2 separate regions of the Homo sapiens genome follow, and region 2 is linked to region 1. A link is a contact called in ENCODE Hi-C or POLR2A ChIA-PET data. All regions are on one chromosome and are shown on one strand. The core of a region is the stretch at or near the end of the contact, and the rest is flanking DNA. Distances in the headings are between cores, read along the strand shown.

Region 1 (6,882 bases), core at 983-3,482:
AGACAGACTGTAGAACTAATATACTATGCTGGTGATAAACATAAAGACTTTGAAATACAAATAGTAATCTTTTCCATTTCAAGAGTATGCTTATTACTGGTCAAGATTTGGCCAATTCAATGTACTTAGTTTAATGCTTATTTTACTGGGAACTTTTGAAAACGGTCTAAGAATGATTATTTGAAATTTATAAACATTATTTATATATAAACATTATTCACATATATTACATATGTATATTCATTTATATAAGAAATGTATAAACATTATTTACATATATAAACACTATATATATGCCATCATGCTACCAAGTCAGTATCACAGTTGGTCTGCCTGTTAAATATTCTCATTCTCAATGCACTTTTTAATGCATTTTTAATAATCAATGATCACACTAATTATTCATGTGTGATTTATTTGCTTATTTAACTGCTTTGCTTATTTAATCTCCACTAAAGACAAGAATAAAACACTGCCTGTAAAACCCTATCCCCATAGGGACTGTCTTATTTACAGGGCCTGGTAAGTGGAAGGCACTCAATAAACAGTATCTTTCTATTGAATGAATTTGTATGTGTTCTTTTAAATAAAAGGTACCTTAGGGCATCAAGGGTTATGTGAAATTCTCAACATTAGCAACAGGAAGAACTTTTAACAAAACCAACAGAGATTTTGGACCTGAGAATGGTTAGAGGGCAAAAAGTACCAGAACTAGAAAAAACAAAAACTACCTCCATCTGATTTTAGCTAACATTACAATTCTAAGAGCAAAGTAGTGCTGCTATTTTTTGACATTTGCATCAACAGGATAGATTCAGAAGTTCTCCAGTCTGCTTCCCTTTACAAAACACTAAATAAACAATAAATAAATTTAAAAATATGTAAAGGTTTTAAAATGCCCTAAAATTATTCGAGCAGGGAGTTCGAGGAATACAAAACATCTCTGATTCTGTAGTATAGTTGTATATCGTAGGTATAGTGACCCAATCAAATTATCTTGAAGTTTAGAGTCCAGAAAAAGTACTGGCCCTTTGAAATACCCTAGATGGGGCACTTATTTAATGAGCACTCGCTACATGGTATTTTCACATGTGCAGTTTTGCTGAGTAGCTGTAAGTATTTCAACTTTGCATACGGATTTGAAATCACATCTCTTAGATTGCAAACCTCATGCTACACCAGTGCAGAACTGTAACTCTTCAACTATCATTTCTCAAACGTTTCCTAACAATATACATATGTATTTAAAGCTTTTTAAAAGCCTGCATTCCTAAAGATGACACTCTAAAGAGCAAAATGACTTACGTAAGCATGTCATAACCTGAACTTGGATCTTTAAGTTCTTAGCTGGCTTTCTGAATAAAAAGTACCGATTCAGCTCCTAGCCAATCTGCTCAAACATGCTTCAGAACACTATGCCCGCGGTATTCGGAATTGAAGAGTTTTACAACAATTACGGGGGAAACCATAGTCAGCCTAACAAACTGAGCATGCAATTTCAAAGGAAGTAAAATCTTCGAAGAACCTTCTACCCCACCTGGAGGGCCTGAAAGCAGTGCAGTGCCCCTTGGCGAAACAAACCACAGTTCAGAAACCACTAGATGCACAGGCGGCCAGTGTCCGGCCAGCAAGGCCCAGCTATGGGGCAGGACGGTGCGGGAGCTGCCCCTCTCCCAGCACCCTCCGCCCACGCCGGCACTGTCCTTGAGGGCAGCGCCCCGGGGCTGGGGGCCTGCGCGCCAGCAGCAGCGAAGTTACCTCAAAACGCCCCGGCCTCGGCCCGCCACGGACGGCTCCGAGGAGGCGCCGGGAGCGGGCCCAGTAGGACCCTCTCTGACAGCCCCCGTCCCTCCCCAAGCGCTCTCCCGGGCTGCGGCTCCATCCCTGCGCCGGAAGAGGCGTCCCGAGGCCGGGAGGCCCGCCACGCCGGCACGGGCGCTAAGCCCAGAGTCTGGCGCGGCCCGGACGCCCGGGGAATCTCTCCCGCCAAGTCGCGGGCGCCCAGGCCGGCAGGCAGGAGGGCTGAAGGTCACTGCGGGGAGGCCGGGGGATGGCGGCCTGCGCTCACCATTCGAGCCGCGTTCGGAGGCCAAAACGAGGGCACGGCCGCGCCACCCAAGCCGGGAGCCGAAGCTAAGGCTGCGGCTGGAGCCCGCACGAGGGGACGCGAGCGCGCGAGGAGCCGAAGTGCTCGGTACATGGTGCTGAGGGAGCTTGGGTAGAATTTCTGGGCGGCTGTGGCCACGCCTCCACGCCGGTTGTCAGAAACCGTTCCGCCCACCGGCCTCCGCTCTTATCCAATCAACAGCCTCACACCGACAGGTGGGGCAGGACCAATCGTGAATGACCAGTAAAGAATGAGGGGGCGGGTTAACTTTCTAGTAGTAGTGTGGGGTGTAAGGCCTTCGGATTCATGGGAAACTAGAAAGAAGGGAATTATGGGAAAGGAGGCTCAGGTTATTCTTGGAGCCGGTCTGATTTTTACGTGTGGCTGTTAGAAGGCGGGAGTATTAGTTGGTGAATCAGGTCGTGTTTGGTTGGTGAAATATCCTAGAAAGAAATATTTATTGTTTTATTTATCATGTAATCACTCATTACACGTTCTTACTACTGAAATCTTTCTTCATTTCTTCCAGATTGTATCTTCTGTGTAGAAATTTTGGGAAGTGCAGCAAAGTGTAGATAATGAAATAGTAATTATTCATAATCCCACAACTGAAAAATAAGCTACTTACTTATTTCTTTTAACTTATCATTTTGAGATCGCTACCGTTTCCTTTCTCTTCTTAGCCTATACCCTCAGAACTCTTTTTTTTTTTTTAATGTATTGTGGAAGACGTACACAATTATAGGGAACCTCGGAATTTTTATTATTTGTATATCGTTCTCCCAGTTTTTTGCATAGCTAATTTATACATTTTCAAATTAAAGGCATATTGTTTTAATATAATAGTTGATTACAGAAAAGCAGGAATTGATATAAAATTGCATCTGAACCACAGTTTTATCTTTTCTCTTTTCTATTGCTTGGAACCAGATGACAGTAAAGAGAGAGCGATCGGATGTTCTTAAAATCAAAAGTCCAGAACCTGCAAAGCCAAATTTATGAGTCAAACTTACAAACTTGCCAAACCTTTTGGTAACATTATGTTATTTTGTGACTTATAAATTTGACACATATTTAAAATATAAAAATTCAAATGAGATTGTAATAGTTGAACTACAATCAAAACACACTAGAAAACTGAATGCAAATTCTTTAAAACATTGCTAATAATGGAATGACGTTTTGTTTTTGTTCTCCTCCTTCCCAGCAGGTATCATTATTGTGTATATCATTATTTTGATGCATCCTTTCAGTTCTGTGTATTTTTTGCTTCATACACTAATATACAAACAATGGTTTTAATATTTTACTTTAAAGTTTTACTGTTGCATAATTGAACTCTATGCTTTTAAGATATAGCCATGATCTTTTAAAATTAATCATATTGGATCACATGAATATGAAATATTTTATTTATCCAGTTTCTTAATAAAGAACATTTTTCTTTGCTATTACACAAAATTATTTAATGAACATATGTTTATCATTTCTTCATAGATCATCTCTTTCTTCATTGTGTGGTGCCCCTCTTTATTGTTATTGTTGCTTGTCCTTTTAAACTTTTTTTAATATTGATATTTCTCTACCAATTTCATATTGGCTATTATTTGCCTGCTGTATATTTCTCATTTTATTTTATTTTTTGTTTCATTTTTGTTTCGAGCATGTCTCTTATTTCTACCATACAGTTTAACTTTTCAAAACCCAAATTAATAGCCTTTTTATAAATAGGTTATTTTAATCCCTTTTAAAAATTACCTATGACACATATTATGTTCTAGAATTTTTCAAAGCACTTTATATGTATTAATTCTTGGAACACTCAAAAACAACCCTATGAGATAGGTCCTATTATTATTCCTGTACATAGAAGAGAAAAATTGATGCCCAGGAACATCCACATATTTATTTGTGTGTTTTACTTCGATTTATTAGTGAAACTGATTTTCTATCTGCAGTAGTAATATGAAGTTCCATTTTTAATTATTCATTTTATTTGAAGTAAAATATTCAGTATAATATGAAGATGCTATATAAATGACTAAAATTTAGGAAATATTAACTTAGCTAATTTATTTTTATTAATTCGTAATAAAACGTACATAAAGCCTTTAATAAAGGCTAGATATCTTCATTTTAGAATGACTTATGTTATCTATTTGAAATAATGTTTTTACTTTGCTTAGAGTTTGGGTTTTTTTTTTTTAACTTTGGACTTGTCTGATAATAATATTGACCTGCTTTCTTCTTGTTGATGCTTGCCTGGTTTGTTCTTGTTTGTTTTACTTTGCTTTCTGTTTAAGGTAGGGGATGTGATTGGTGTCCTGCTGAGGGACAAGGGAAAAGTGCAATGGTTTTCTCTTGCCTGTGTTCTAAATCTCAACACCTGGCTGACAAAATTGATTGCGAGGTTCAAATTGTATCAATCAAAATGTTCTCCTTATTCAAACTAAAGACTTTTGCAAATTCTAATTTAGGATACCTCCCAGCCTGGGAGATTACCAGTGGGTTTCCTAGAGGAAGCTTAACAGAAAATTTGCAAGATACACCCATAAAAGTCTCCCAGAAAGTAGAGCAAATATTCAAAGAGAAGGAAAATAAAAGAAGTAAATAAAATTAGAGAAACAGTTCAGTATGTCCAACATGTGAATAATGTAGGGGAAACATTAGGAAAAAATGGAATAAACCTTAAAAAAATAAATTCAGAAAAATATATTGTAGAACTAGCAGATATGAACTAGCCAGAATGAGTTATGTCAACAAGAAATGTTAGAATACCAAGGGCAAAGAGAAGAGACTGGAATCTTTCAGAGAGAAAAATAAATAAGCAAAGGATTAGAAATCCTTAGACTTCACAACAACAATATCGGAAGCCAGACAGCAGTTGAATGATGTCTTCAAATTGTTAACGGAAAATTATTTCCAACTTTATATTCTATACCCAGAGAAATCAAGTGTGTGAAGAGAATTAAAATGTTTTCACATGATCAAGATGTCAAAAAATTTACTTCTTATCTACACTTTTCAAGAAAACGCCTCAAGTAAGTGCTCCACCGTAACTAGGAGTAAACAAAGGAAGAGGAAATTATGGACTTAGAAAATAGGGTCTTCGACACAAGAGACAGATGTGGCATATTGCCTGGAGGAGGCTATGACAGCTGTGCACTTACCTTAGAGAGCAACCATCTCAGATGGAAGCAGGTCACAGCCTCTGGAATAGATTTACTCAAAAAGATAAAATTGCTAATGCCTTGAATATACTGAGAAGGAATTTAGCTGATTGGGGGAGAGTTTGAGGGTTACATTTATAAGTCTTAGAAAAGTAACCAAAGGGAAAAAGCATGACAGTTATTAAACTGACAAATAAAGATAGTTGTATTTTGCAGAAAAGGGAAAATAATCATTATCAAATTTGAATGGCCATAGTTATAATAAATCAAACGTTGAATATTGATCTAACTGAAATGTTGATGTAACTATACTGAAAGGATGGGGAGATGGAAAGAATGTAGAAGTTTGGAGAGATTCAGACACGGTGAAAAAAAAAACATTAATCTTCGTCTTCAGTAGTGAGAAGTCATGATCTAATACCTAAAACCATAAACTGGACAGACAGAAATAAAAACCAAGAGGTAATCTTTAGAGATGTGGAAGTATATACCCAGGAACTGGAAGGGATGCCTCTGTGCAAGGATAAGTGGCGGAGAGGTAGCAAGGGTGATGACTGTTTAGGTTGGATGTCTTGCAGAACTTTTTTATTCCTAAGACTAAGTGCACGTACAGAAACTTTGCAAAACACTAAAATTACCAACTCAGAAAGTTAACCAACCTCTCTCTCCATTCTCCAGAAAAACTTCAATTCCTCAATGTGCTGGATTCCATTACCCCTCAGAGACACTACCCACTCTTTTTCTTACTTTGTCTGGTTATTTCTCTTAATTGACCCATAGAATAAGTTAATACTGTAACTTTGCTGTCTCAGCTCTCATGTTAAAAACAAACAAAAGCTGCTCTGACTTTGCATCCCACTTCAACTCCCTCCTCATTTCCAGGACATATTTGATCACCATCTTCACTTCACTTCTCATTCTTTCTTCATCCTATTACAATCTGCCTTCAGTACATGTCACTCCATTCATACTGCCCTTTCCAGGGTCACCAGTGACCTGCAAGGTGCAAATACAATGAACAATTAGTTTCCTATGTTTGCAGCAGCATTGACACAATTGACACCCCTTCTCCTTGGAAATACCTCTTTCTCGCTCTTTGAAATATCAAAGTCTCCGTATTTCCCTCTCCCAAACTTCCACTTTGTTTCACTACCTATTCCTTCACACTGTTCTTTGACAGATTTTCACTTATAAATAGGGAAGGGCCTCAGGGCTCACTCCTAAATAGTCTTTCCTCTTTAATTCATTTTTAAAAATATAGTGGGACCTCAGGTACAGAGTGTTGAGTAAATACACTGACCTTATGACATGTTATGGAGTATAAGATCCATTCTTATTTTATTTAAATATTTCATTTCTATTCCTATTTTCTATTCATATTTTTACTCTCTTTTTTGATTTCAATAGTTTTGGGGAAACAGGTGGCTTTTGACTACATGGATAAGTTTTTTAGTGGTGATTTCTGAGATTTTGTTGCACCCATCACCTAAGCAGTGTACACTGTACCCAATGTTTAAGTTTTTCATCCTTCACCCCCTCCCATCCTTCCCCCTGAGTCCCCAAAGTCCATTATATGGTTCTTATGACTTTGAGTCCTCATAGCTT
Region 2 (6,882 bases), core at 1,529-4,028, 2.3 Mb after region 1:
TTTAAGTAAAGGCTAAACTTCTACAAAATCAATTTGTAAAACAGGTTCCTCATTTTAAAGAAACCCAGATAGCTGGAAATTTCCACTGAATTTTTATGAGAAAATTTCTGATGTTTACATCAAAAGCTACAGCTTAAAAAATAAGTCCTTACTTTCCACAAGTCTCTATGCTAAGTCCATTTGTTCCCTAGTAAGTTTAATCAACACGTTTATTTAGATTTGCAGTGATTCTGAAAACAGATTCCTTCTGACAGTGATTTTCTGAATGAAATGTAAATATTAAAAGTTTTTAATTAAACCAGCACACAGTTCACACTCCAGTATTTGTTAAATATAATCTTATTTAAAATATTTTACAGCTATGAAATTAATTTTTAAAAAGTCCAAAGCAAAACCTTAAAGTACTCTGACATATACAATTTAGAGTCGATGTCAAGATTATTAAGCCAAAAATTAATTTTAAATTGGAAAACAATTCACTCCAGTAATAATTATGGAAAGAAAACCAAATGAATACAAATAATAATTTCACAATTTTTGCAGGATTACTTTGGACTATTTTTAAAACGCTGTAAGAAAACATGCTGCAAAACCACAATGCAAATACACAACTGAAAACTAAAACCCTACATTCATCTAAATTTCAACAGTCTCATTCATGTAATATTTGTCCTCCCTCACTTTAAAACTGGAACCTCAAGCCAATCAAAGATATTGGGGTCAACCCTAGTAAGGAAAACAAAAAGATCTTCAAGTACCATCTCCCTGTAAACTTTCAAGTACTATCTCCTTGGTAAACTTTCCAAGTCAAGATAATGTACTGGCAAAAGGAAAACAATTACAGTCCGGATATATATCTTGCATATAATTGTGCATTAAGTCATAAACCTTGGAAAACTAGTAACTTAGTAATAAGTTGCTATTTTAATTATAAAATATTTTCATGTTTTAGACAACCACCCCCGGAATGTTTGTATTCGTTTATACATATTTTGCAAGTGATACTCAAGTTCTGAAGACTAATCTTCATTTCCTACACCATCTTTATTAGACTCTTCCACCTTCGTTTTCCTAAGTAAATACATAACCTAAACCAATGAGTTTCACTCATTTGTCAGCTTCAACCACTGACAAAACCCAGTGGTTGCCTAGTGATGTATAGTTCTACTAAAAGACATATATGACCATGCTTTACCAAATACGGAACACATGTCTAAACTGTTGAGACAACTGCCAATGTATTAACTACAAAAAGCCATTATTTTTTACTTTAGCCTCAACTAAAATCAAAGTGTGAACACTTTATTATGGCTAGAAATTACCCAATATAGATGCATAGGTTTCACTGTTGACTTTCTATTTGGAAACTTCATCAATTGCAAACTACCAGGCTTTCAACCAAAATGCCACATTGGTGAAATGAGTTGGTTTTATTTTCATAACAACATTATTTTGATGGAAGAAATGTGAGCATCCCAGCTTTGACTTGTGGGTAAGCATTTCCTCTGCTTTCAGAACATAAACAGTAAATACCGGTATTGGAAAAACCTGGCCCCAACGAGATTCTTTATCTCTAGGCTAACTGTAGATTCCCGGGAAATCCCAAACAAGGGATGGTGACCCCGCCTCGGCGTCAGGGTCAACACAGCAACCAGCTAGGCTTCAACTTTGGGCTCTGAAGGGCCCCACCGGCATCATGGCTGATGCGGACCGATGCGCCGGAGGAGGTGGACAAGGAAGAGGCTGGTCTGTTTACTTGCAGCCAGAGCTGCCGCCGCCGCCAGCAGCGACAGCATCACTGGATCAGCCAAACCCAGCATCTTCCGCACATTTCTATTCTTAGCACACAACTCCCAAGCGGATCAAAACCCCACTACTATTAAAAACACAGACAAGCACGTTACCCACCTCCCACACACACACCCCCCCCCCCACCCCACCAGTGCCGTCTTTTCCTGCGCGCCAGTGGCGGGGAAGGGTGGGGGAAGGAAGGAGACCCCGGGGACGCCTGTGCATCCTCGCCTTCACCCCACCCCACGCGCAGACAGCCTCAGCGCCAGGGCGCGCGGCAGACGGCTCCCTCCCCCCAACCCAAACACACTGACACCGGCGCTCCACGCGTTATATAACCTCGCCGCCGCCCCCGGTCCAGGCGGGCGCCCCCTCCCCACGCCGCGCGGCCCGGGCGGGGAGGGGCGAGGGGAAGGAGCGAGAGTTGCGCAGACAGCAGGCGCCGGGCCGGGGCAGCCCAGACACAGACGGTACCGCTAGGCCGGGAACACCCCTCCCCCGGCCCGCTGCGCACCGCCGCCCCCCAGCTTTCCCCGGAAAGCGGGGGGTGTCGGTGTCAACCGCGCTGGGCATCCCCCGGCCTCCACACCCACACCCGAAGCCTCCGGTGACCCAGCCCCCGCCCACGCCCCCGGCGCGGTGACAACCCAGAAGCCCCCGCCTCACCCCACCCCGCCGCCATCCCCCGCCTGAGGGAGGCAGGGAGGGCGGACCGGGGCCCGGGGCCCGGAGGGAGTGGAGGCCAGGCGGGGAGGGGGCTAGAGTTGGGGGCGGTGGCTGTTACCTGCAACGGCGGCGGCGGCGGTGGCGGCCCCGCAGCTGCTCGGGCGGCGGCGGAGGATGGAGCCGGGGGGGGGCGGGGGGAGGAGAGGGGGCGACTCGGGGGTCCCCCCTCCCTCCTCCTCCCCTCCTGTCCTCCCCCCACCCCACAGAGCCTCTGGCCTCCTGGAGCCCGGTGCGGCCGGCGGGAGGGCAAGCGAAGGGCTGCAGGGGAGGGAGGGAGGGAGCCGGCCGGGCCGGGCCGCGGAGCTGGAGCGGGAGGCGGCGGCGGCGGCGGCGGCGGCGGGAGGGGGAGGGAGGAGAGAGGGCGGCGGCGGGGAGAGGAGGAGGCGGAGACTCTACATGGGAATCGGATATCGGCTACAAATTCATCACCAGAAAACACCGCTCGGGCGGGGGCCGGGTCACGCCGGCGGGGCGGCGGCTCTGGGCCCCGGGGCGCGCCCGGCGCGGGGAGGGGTTCTGCGGCCTCCTCCCGGGCTGCGCCTCGCTGAGGGGACCCCCCGCCGCCTCCCCGCCCCCTCCTTCCTCCCGCTCGGGGCCGCCGCCGATCGGTTCTCGCCGTCGCCGCGGGGCTTGTTGTTGACTTTGAGGAAAACTCCTGACGTCAGGGGCTGGCTCTCGGCGACTGGCGGGAGCGGCTTCCCCGCGTCCCCGGCCCTGCCCGCCGCCTCTGCTCCCCTCCCTGCCCGGCCCTCGTCCTCAGGCTTCCCCGCGCCCCCAAACCAGCGGTGCCCCGCGCCCCCTCTCCTCTCGCGAGAACATCCCCCTAGCCAGCCAGAGCCGGGAGCGGGGGCAGTCGCTCCCGGGCGGGAAGTTCTGGGTTTCCCCCTCGCCCGCGTGGCCCTTGGCGGGCACCCGAGGCCCGGGAGCGGAGGCTCCTCGCCCAGCCGCTTCCTCGGCGCATCCGCCCACCCGCCCTGGCCGCGGACGCGCGCGCCGCCAGGCCCCGGGCGTCTCCTCCAGTCCGCCGCGGCCCCTTGGGGAGATGGGCCCGGCGCGAGGGCTCGCACCTGGAAGCCCACGAAGTGGGCGGTGCCCAATGAGGTAGGGACCGGAGAGCGCGGAGCAGTCCAGAAGCCGACCCCACCCCCTGCACCTCGGGGAAGAGGGAACCCGGGTCAGCCCGTAGCAAGAATCATTCCTGACTATCCCAGGAGACCACGGCAGACCAAAAACACCTCTCTGAACAGCCTTCCGCACCGCTCGCTGCAAGCATTCGTCCACACACGGTACACAGATTGCGGGCGGATCGTAATTCACTCTTGAAATCACACCCTTTTTAGGGATATTCGTTTTCAATGACTTTGGGAAAGCCACGAGGTACTACATTTACTACGAAGAGACCGTTTCTTTATTTTGAAGTCAGTGACTCCTGAGACTGCATTGGGGACAACTTTTTTGCACAATGACCATATTTTACCATGCAGCGCACTTCAGAAAATTATAAAAGTTTACAAGTTTTATCGCTTCTGGAAACACCTGGGCAGCATCCCTATTATCCCGCCACGTGGCTCTAGCCTTGTTGATGTACCTGTTACTTTCTCCCACTGCAACATTTTTGTTAATGTCTGTGGCTTCTTTCTGCAGAAGAGTTCCTCCTCCTGACATGCACTTCATTCTCTGCTTTTCTATGTCTTGACAACTCTCTTATGGTAGTCATTTTCTTATACTGTAGCCCCCTGGTATTTATGTACTGTGTGGTATTAATATTTATACTTCCAGGTTCACATCTTTTATGAACTGTGCATCTGTTGGGATTGTGGACAGGAGTAGGAAACCAAATAAAAGGGTTTTTTAAAAAAGTCAGTTTTCTCCGTTTGTAAGGGAAACTTGTCTCCCTGACCACCCTGGAGCAAAATTTGCCATTTTAAGATAACACAGTCCGTCTGAGAGAAAGTCCTGCACCATGCCTTTCCCCTTTTCCCATATTTCCCAGCATGCTATGAGCTGATGAATAAACAGACTTTGTCCTATTTTCGTTGTATCTATAAAATATACATAATGTATTCCCATAATTATCAGACCTCTCACAGTCACTATTGGTAAAATTATTGGGTTACAGGTTTCTTGCTGTAAAACACAAAAATAGGTCATATTTTTATTCCATAGTACCCCAACTTGCTTTTTATTTTTAAGAAAATAGTCCCTTATGACACCAGCACTAAAAAGAGTGTCTGAAACTTTAAATACTTAACTTTTGAGAGTCAGAGTATCCGGAATTACTGAATTACTAGATATCTCTTATCAGTGAGATGTTCATTTGTTCCCAAATTTAACATCAATATATTTACAAGAACTGAATGTGTCTTATGAGCCATACTACCTCAAAATATTTCTCCCAGTCTGGTCAGATTGCATTAAATCTTAGGTGGATTAAACCCTAAAATTCAGTATGTGAGAATGGATTATATACTCTCGGCTTCATGTATTTGAAGAATTATAAGTTTTTATTTCTGTTCAATTTTTGCTTGTGGACTATAGTAGTTTCATAAGTTTCCATAATAAAAGCATGTTTGATTTTGTTATTGAATTACTATTGATTAGGGATATTATTTATTTAAATAACGTTGTTCTTTCTCTTAGACTATGCCGGTATGAATTTGGTAGAATCTGCCGATTGTGGTATGTCGGTACTCCATACAGAGTGTGTGGCAGATTTCTTCTCTATTTTGTTATCACATCCAGTAATATGGAGTGCAGCCAGCATGTTCATCCCTGGGAATGTCCCTCCTAAATTTTGCAAAGAAAGCCTTCATTCTTTATTACACCAAATATTCTTAAGATTAACATTTCTCAGTATTAGTTATTTATTCATTTTAAGAAAAATGTTCATTCTTCTTTACTACCAATGACTAAGTTTGATACTGAGCTATTTCTTGGTACTTCCCCCATTTCTTGGGAGTAACTAAAACTGGAAGGATATTTAGAATTTCAGAGCATCTAATGTCTTAGTCCATTCAGGCTGCTATAACAAAATACCATCAACTAGGTAGCTTATAAAGAACAGAAATTTATTTCTAACAGTTCTGGAGGCTGGGAAGTCCAAGATCATGGCACCAGCAGATTTGGTGTCTAAAGAGGGTTCCGTTTCCTGGTTTGTAGGTGGTGACTTCTTGCTGTGTCTTCACATTTTAGAAAGAGTGAGGGAACTCTCTTGGACCTCTTTTTCTTTTTCTTTGTTTTTTTTTTTTTTTTTTTTTTTTTTTTTTTTTTTTTTTTTAGAGACAGTGTCTCATTCTGTCACCCAGACTGGAGTGCAGTGGCATGATCATAGCTCACTGTAGCCTGGAACTCCTAGGCTCAGGCAACCCTCCTGCCTCAGCCTCCTGAGTAGCTGAGACTACCAGCATGAGTTAATGTTCCCAGCCATCTTGAGCCTCTTTTATAAGGGCACTAATCCCATTCTTGAGGGCTCAAACCCTCATGACTTAATCACCTCCCAAAGGCCCCATCTACTAACACACTTTGGAAGTTAGGATTTCAATCTATGAATTTGGGGAAACACAAAAATTCAGACCAGGGCATCACATAACAAAAATTAAGTTACTGCTCTTCTGTCTTAATAGAAAGGGTGTGTCATCCTAGGAGAGGGCATGGAACAAAGCAGACACAGAATACCTGTTTGTGGAAGAAATACATGTTCTAATGTTCTAATGACGGCTCTAATAAATCTGTGTACTATGTACAGTTTATATAGTATTTTCCTCTTGGGATGTAACGTGATTTATTGGAAAGAACATAAAAGTGCTTTGGAGACTTGCAGACCAGAGTTCAAATCCTCTCTCTGCAGAGTTTGTCTCATCTCAGGCAAGTTACTTAATTTTTCTAAGCCTTATATTTCCTTATTTGTGAAATGGCAGTTACAACTACTTCAACAACTTATGTGAATTAAATTTTATGAAATATTAGTATCTAAAACACAGTGAGTGGTCAGCAAGCTAAGATTCCTTTACCATAAATGTGAATATATTTATGTTAAACTAACAATAGCTGCTACAAACAAATACAAAAATCTATATTGGCACTCTCTGCCACAGTTGGTTCTGAAATAACCACGTTAAGTCTACAGCTGTAATTAGTGAATATATTCTAGATGATTAATAGAACAATTTCTAAAGGAGTATAGCTTAAATTTCTGTTGGTTAAGCCTCCCAATCTGTGATATTTTTCTTACAGCATCCCAAACTGACTAAGGCACACAGTTCATTACAATAGTTATCAGTACTAATTGTCTTTTTCTCCCTTTCCCTGATGTCTGTCTGTCTGTCTGTCTGTTTTTCTGTTTTTTTTTTTTTTTTTAGACAGAGT

Evidence for each region. Hi-C counts contacts between places; a loop is a spot of excess contacts on that map. ChIA-PET counts read pairs that join two places held with the same protein, here RNA polymerase II (POLR2A). Pooled maps may share reads with other maps.
Region 2: a map with no recorded cell type shows a loop between it and region 1 (12-fold over the local background). The contact joins the promoter of AKT3 here to the promoter of FH in region 1. A Hi-C loop is called at or near these places in 2 of 37 single-sample maps with no recorded cell type and 9 of 50 pooled maps. POLR2A ChIA-PET finds 5 or more read pairs at or near these places in 1 of 52 experiments (activated naive CD4-positive, alpha-beta T cell).

The regions. Positions count from the first base shown.
Region 1 is chr1:241,517,523-241,524,404 of GRCh38, forward strand. FH (fumarate hydratase) reads right to left here and starts at 2,233. Exons shown (of 10, transcript NM_000143.4): 1 at 2,069-2,233. The coding sequence starts at 2,200. RefSeq lists silencers at 1,668-1,937, 2,113-2,395, 2,218-2,347 and an enhancer at 2,011-2,607.
Region 2 is chr1:243,847,465-243,854,346 of GRCh38, forward strand. AKT3 (AKT serine/threonine kinase 3) reads right to left here and starts at 2,779. Exons shown (of 14, transcript NM_005465.7): 1 at 2,576-2,779. RefSeq lists an enhancer at 1,688-2,188.